Regions from separate parts of the Homo sapiens genome. Here region 1 is linked to region 2. Evidence: chromatin contacts called from ENCODE Hi-C or POLR2A ChIA-PET data. All regions are on one chromosome and are shown on one strand. The core of a region is the stretch at or near the end of the contact, and the rest is flanking DNA. Distances in the headings are between cores, read along the strand shown. Region 1 holds the start of SLC45A3 (solute carrier family 45 member 3). Region 2 has its middle 37 kb from the start of NUAK2.

Region 1 (2,835 bases), core at 276-2,775, 400 kb before region 2:
GTTGGGAAGGGGTGATTGGGTAGGGCCCAGGATCACCATGGGATCCAGGCTGTGTGCTCACTCCCCTGAGCTCTCCTTCCTCATCCCCCTGTCATAAGGCATAAAGCACAAGGGCCCCTGGAAAGAAGTGGTGGGAGGCAGGAGGAAGAGGGGGGCTCTTACTTGTCTGTGGTGCGACAACTCTCTCATGTTCCCAGTGTTCTTTCCCAAGCCTGCAAAATACCACCGTCCACTCTCTCCTGGCTCTGTAATTTTCCAGCTGACCTGAAATTTCCCCTGACTCCTGACCTCTTTCCTGGAGGAGAGGGGACACCAGCTCAGAGACCCTGGACTCCACCCTAGTCTCTCTGCTTGCCACGAGAGGGTATGCCAAAGACTTTGGAAAGCCATCTCCAGGAGGGTCCCCAGGTAGAGGTGTGTCTGCTCCAGGGAGGCAACGCTGAGACAGTTTTCAAGTTAAACTTGTTTAGTGACTCAGAAGGTAGATTCTTGATTTTTCTCTTCTCAACTCTCTCTGGCACCTGCTCTCTGTTCCCCACTACCACCAGGGCGCCACTATTTCCTCTCCCTTCTCTATCTCCCTTTCTTCTCTGCCTCCTTCTACCTCTCAGCTGGAAGGTGCCCTTAGAAATCATTTGGCTCACCCCCTCTTACAGAGGCCCAGAACATGGAAGGGACTTGGCCCACGTTATACGGCTGTTGACACAGGGCCAGCATTGGAACCCAGTGCCCCAGTGCCTGGTTGGCTAAGGCCAACCAGGTCTTCCCCTTCGAAGGCATCTTCCTGGGACTTTGTAGTATTCAAGTCAACAATCCAACTAAATTGGATTTCTCTCCACCCAATAAAACTCCATGGAGGAAAAAAAGACAAAACTGCCCCCCAACCCCCAACCCCAGGGCCAGCCTGGGACTCCATCAAAGACATTCTGGAACAGGTATCTGTTCGGACCTTGCTCAACAGCTGACAAAGAGAACATTTCATTGGCAATTTATCATCCATTCTTCCCCGTACACACTCTTAAGAAGAAAAAAAATTGGAATTTGGTTTTCAGCGCAGAAAGAGGGATTGAGTTAGCTCTGTCTGCGTCGGAGAATAGCAAAGAGCAGAAGGGTAATTCGGAGAGAATGTGACATCTCCTTTGAAGGGATGGTCCTGGACAGGTAGGGAGCAGCTCTGCCTGGAGATCGGGTGGCCAGAATGGCACGCCTGGGTAATGGTCGCAGCAGACTGGCTCCGAGTAGGGGAGGGGAGGTGCCCCGCGAAGCCGGGTAGCTTTCACCTAAATGTTTGGTGGCGAGCGACAGAGGGGGCGGTGCCCTGCCCTAGGTAATGATAGGGCAGTCTGGGAGCCACGCGGGGGCTGCCCGTCGCGGCGCGGCTACAAAGCCAGCTTCGAGACCTCCCGCTTTCTTCCCCTGGGTACCAGCCCCACCCCTCTATCCCCCCTCGCAGCACCCCCCACCTCCGTCCCGCCTCGCCCCGCCCCCCTCCTGGCAGTCCCAGCGCGCATGCTCTCTCCCCCCGCGGAGTAACCTGGAGATTTAAAAGCCGCCGGCTGGCGCGCGTGGGGGGCAAGGAAGGGGGGGCGGAACCAGCCTGCACGCGCTGGCTCCGGGTGACAGCCGCGCGCCTCGGCCAGGTAGGAGCGCGCCCCCTCCTCTCCCAGGGGTGAGGGTCCCGGCGCGGGAAAGGGAGCAGCAGTGCACGGCCGAGCTCCGCGCTGTCGCGTGTTTTGCGCCCCGCGGGATGGGGCTGCGCCGTGGCCGTCCGGGGCGCTGCGCGCCGAGCCCCGCGCGAATCCCAGAGGAGGGCGCGTCCCACACGCTCTGCCGGGGCGGGTGCCGAGTGCCCGGCGCCTGCACGGGTCCCCGCTGAGCTGTGCTTTCTTCCGCGGAGGGCGGGCAGGCAGGAGGTGCCCGCGCTGTCCCAGGCGGGGCGGCGGTGTGGGCGGGGAGCGGCCCCTCCCCGGAGCCCCGGGCCGGGCCGGACCGGGCCGGGCCGACGGCTGGCGGACCGGCCGCTGGCTCCTGTTGCAGCCTCCCGTGTCAGACTTTTCTTTGGAAAGTTGCGTTTATTTTCTTCTCTTGTCTGGGCTTCACCGGAAAGGGGCAGGATGAGTCACTGCGGCGCGCACAGTCCGGGACTTGGGGGAGCCGGGACGGGAGCCGACGGCCGCGGCGCCGCGGGGTGCTCAGGCCCAGGCCGGCTTTCTTGAGGAAGAGTGAGTTATTAAGACAGGGAAAGGGGACTGAGCCCTCTTGGACTTAGAACTGGGGCGAGCTCTGGGTACAGAGTTGGGACTGGACCGTGTGTGTGTGTGTGTGTGTGTGTGTGTGTGTGTGTGTGTTACTGTGTCCCCTTTTCAGCCTCAGTTTCCCCCTCTGTGGGGAGAGAAAGGCCGCTGTTTTCTCCTCGCCTCCCAGGTCTCAGGTGGGGAAGGACAGAGTTCTGCAAACGGCAAACAGGTGTGATGTGGTGGTACCTAGGCATCCCGTGCAGCTTCTCAGAGCTCTGGGCCTAGGCAGGCTTGCTAGAAAAGCCCCAGGGACCTGCATGCTTTCTCCCTAGTGCGGGTCAGGCCTTCCTGTAGTCTTCCGCTCCCCCCAGGCACTGCAGTCCTGTGAGTTGCTCTTGCCCTTGACCTCTGAATCAGCCTCCATCTTCCTGACAGACACTCTTGACCTGCTCAGCTTTTCCCCACTCCAGGGCGTGTTCCCTATGCTTCCTCTTTTTCCAAGGGGCCAGAGTTGGGGGTAGGGAGGGGTTTGGCATGGTGGGTACCTGGTGAGGACTCGCCCTTCAGCTGTTACACAGACCCGGTCCCGGTGGAGCAG
Region 2 (2,884 bases), core at 177-2,676:
AATAGGGAGGCTGCCTCAGAATTTATTTTTGAGTATCAGCTTCCAGATGGAAATTCCTAACCTGGGGTCTGAGGATGGTCTGCAGGGAGTCCTGGTGTCATATAGAGAATTTTTGAGTAGATGCGTTTTTCTTGGAAGAGGATGCAGAGTTTTCATCAGACCATTGAGGTCTGTTAAGAGCCACCATCTGAGCCCTAGGGCTCCCTCCATGGGGGGCAGGCAGAGGGGCCTCAAATCCTTGGTGGCCGTATTCATGAACCGAAGTGACCTGCTCAACAAGGACATGCCTATGTGGGTCTGAAAATACCGGCAAGCTAACAGAGCTCATGAGAACCACAGTGCCAGAGCCTGCGAGGTGAATTTCATTAGCACCCTCTGTGCTGGCCTGACCTTAGCTGGAGCACTGCGCTCTGTTCAAAACAACATGCTTTTTGTGGTTTTTTTTTTTTTTTGGTTGGTTAGTTTCGTTTTTTTAGAGATGGAGTCTCACTCTGTCGCGTAGGCTAGAGTACAGTGGCGTGATCACAGCTCACTGCAGCCTTGATCTCCCAGGCTCAAGAGCCTTGATCTCCCAGGCTCAAGCGATCTTCCCACCTCAGCCTCCCAAGTAGGTGGCCCATGTCTTCACGCCTGGCTTTTTTTTTTTTTTTGGTGAGAATCAGTAATTTTTTTTTTTTTTTTTAACTAGAGATGGGGTCTTGTCATCTTGCCCAGGCTGATCTCAAACTCCTGGACCCAACTGATGCTCCTCCCTCAGCCTCCACTTTGAGATTACAGGCGTGAGCCACTGCACCTGGACAAAGACATAATGTTTTAAGAAGAACTTGGGTAAATGGAAATGTTTCCAGAGGATACAGGCCAAGCTGTCAAAAGGTCTTAAATCCATGTCTTAGGAGAAATGACTGAAAGAACTAAGGGTATTTGGCTTGCGGCAAAGAATATAGGTTAGATGGGGATTGGAAGTGCGTTAACTTCTTGAAATACTGCCTAGTGGAGTCTACCCGGGAGGCAGATAGAAACTTAGCAAAAGGAAATACTTTCCAACAGGGAGCCCTGTCCCTCCTGGAATGGAATAGGACTTTCCTCTGCCTCACATACTTGGTTTTGCAGGAAGGAATAAATTGCAGACAGGATCCAAGCTCTATCTAAGAAAGGAACAAATAAATGACAATGACCACTTCCCTAGGGTTTGGGGAGACTGGGTGATGCCTTGTGGGTCAGGGCAGGGGAGTACAGGCTGGACTTGGGCCCCTGCAGCCTCTATCTCCTTCACAAAGGAGTCTGCTCTGTCTGCCTGGGTCTGCAGCTGTCAAACTCCTCCCTCTCCACTTCACAACCCTCTGATGTGGTGTTGCACAAGCAGGGGGGGAGCCAGGTTGGGTGAAGAGAGAGGAAGCTGGCGGCCCTGGGAGGCTGGGCTGCAGCTCCCTTGGAGGACAAGCTAAGCTGTCATGGGCCAGGCTGGAGGGGTGGGGAGGGGAAGATGGCTCACTGGTGAGTCATGGTGGCCATTGTCTGCTCCTGCTCCCTCTGGGGGAGGGCGACTGAAAGAGACAAGCCCTCTGGCCAGCTGGGCCTGTGAGGGCAGGTTTTCCACTCTTGTCCTCACAGCTCTGAGAGCAGCTGGGGTTTGGCTCCCTTACCCTGATTTCCCATCATGCAGCAAGGCAGGGCTGGTGGCTGACATTAGATGGATGTTGAGGGGAGGGTGTCCAACCCCGCTCACACCTTGCTAAGGGGCTCAGGATGGTCACACAGTGGATCCTAAAGGCCCAGGCTGGGGGAGAAGCTGTCCTGCCCTGTCTGGCATGGCAGACGATGCAGGCAGGCGTGCCCCTCTCTAGTGATCACACTGAACCTGAGCGGCACACCTTCCCCACCGCACCCTTCCTAAACCTCCTTCCAAACCTGCTCCCATCTAGCAGGCCTGTCCAGCACCCCACCCTCCCTCAGGGCCCCAGGGGAGCCTGCAGAGAGTGAGGTCACTCTGGATTGGTGCCTGGAGGCACCACCCTTGCCCCTCACCACAACCTGGTCTGGTCCGAGTGGCAGGGCCTCCATCCTGCCCCCTGTGAAGCCCAAGTTTGGGTCCCTGATAACTCCTAAGGCTGACGTCACAGAAGCACAGAATGACAGACTGTCAGGGTTATTGTATGTTGGGGAAACTGAGGTTCACAGAGGTCAGACACATGCAGCAGGGGTGCCCAGTCTGCAGTGGGCAGGTGGGGAAGGGAAGACTCCCTGGTGGGGGACTGCTGTGCTCCCAGGCCCTAGCAGGCCTCCAACTTGGGGACAGTCTGAGTTTGGGGCCACCTTACAGTTCCCCTGCCGCTGCCTCCGTTGCTGCTTCATTCTCGTTTGGGCAGAACAAAGGTGTTCCAGAGCTCAGGGGGTGAGGTGAGGAAAAGAGCTACCTTGTGTGGGCGGCTGTGTGGCTTTGGAGTCGACAGATGTAGGTTAGAGCCCGCATTCCTCAACCTTCTGGTGGCTGGACCCTGAGAGTTGCCTAGATCTCATTTCCCATCTGTGAAGTGACAGTAATAAGCATCTTACAATGCAAAATGCTTTGCATATGTCGTCTCATGTATCTTTGAAGAGGGACAGAATATGCCACACCAAAATATGCCATTTCAGCATAAGGGTTACTCTCACTTGAAAAACAGCTGATACAAAAGACAAACTCTGACCTCCTCCCTTTTCTCCCTGTCCCCGGGGGGAAAGAAACGTTTTTGTCACCAGAGATGAGGAGTTGAGGCTGAGGCAAATTTGTACAAAAGGATAAAATACCTCTTACCTTCCTTAGCGTCCCTAATCATCCTTTTCCACAGTCGCCTCTTTCTTTCCTTCTTTCTTTCTCTTCCTTTCTTTCTTTCTCTCTCTCTCT

Evidence for each region. A loop is a pair of places that touch in the nucleus more often than their neighbours do. ChIA-PET counts read pairs that join two places held with the same protein, here RNA polymerase II (POLR2A). Pooled maps may share reads with other maps.
Region 1: POLR2A ChIA-PET joins it to region 2 with 10 read pairs in activated B cell. The contact joins the promoter of SLC45A3 here to the enhancer-like site in region 2. A Hi-C loop is called at or near these places in 2 of 37 single-sample maps with no recorded cell type and 1 of 50 pooled maps. POLR2A ChIA-PET finds 5 or more read pairs at or near these places in 2 of 52 experiments (WTC11 and activated B cell).

What each region holds. Positions count from the first base shown.
Region 1 is chr1:205,679,199-205,682,033 of GRCh38, reverse strand. It overlaps SLC45A3 (solute carrier family 45 member 3), which reads left to right and starts at 1,525. Exons shown (of 5, transcript NM_033102.3): 1 at 1,525-1,640. LOC105371701 (a long non-coding RNA gene) reads right to left here and starts at 1,664. Exons shown (of 4, transcript XR_007066825.1): 1 at 1,535-1,664. RefSeq lists a silencer at 1,761-1,980.
Region 2 is chr1:205,283,478-205,286,361 of GRCh38, reverse strand. No RefSeq gene overlaps it. Among named protein-coding and RNA genes, the nearest start is that of NUAK2, 37 kb to the left of the region's middle. RefSeq lists an enhancer at 1,765-1,864. Within about 2 kb of position 1,426, at least 27 of the 41 ENCODE cell types and tissues checked have a DNase peak (open chromatin) inside an H3K27ac peak, as active enhancers do.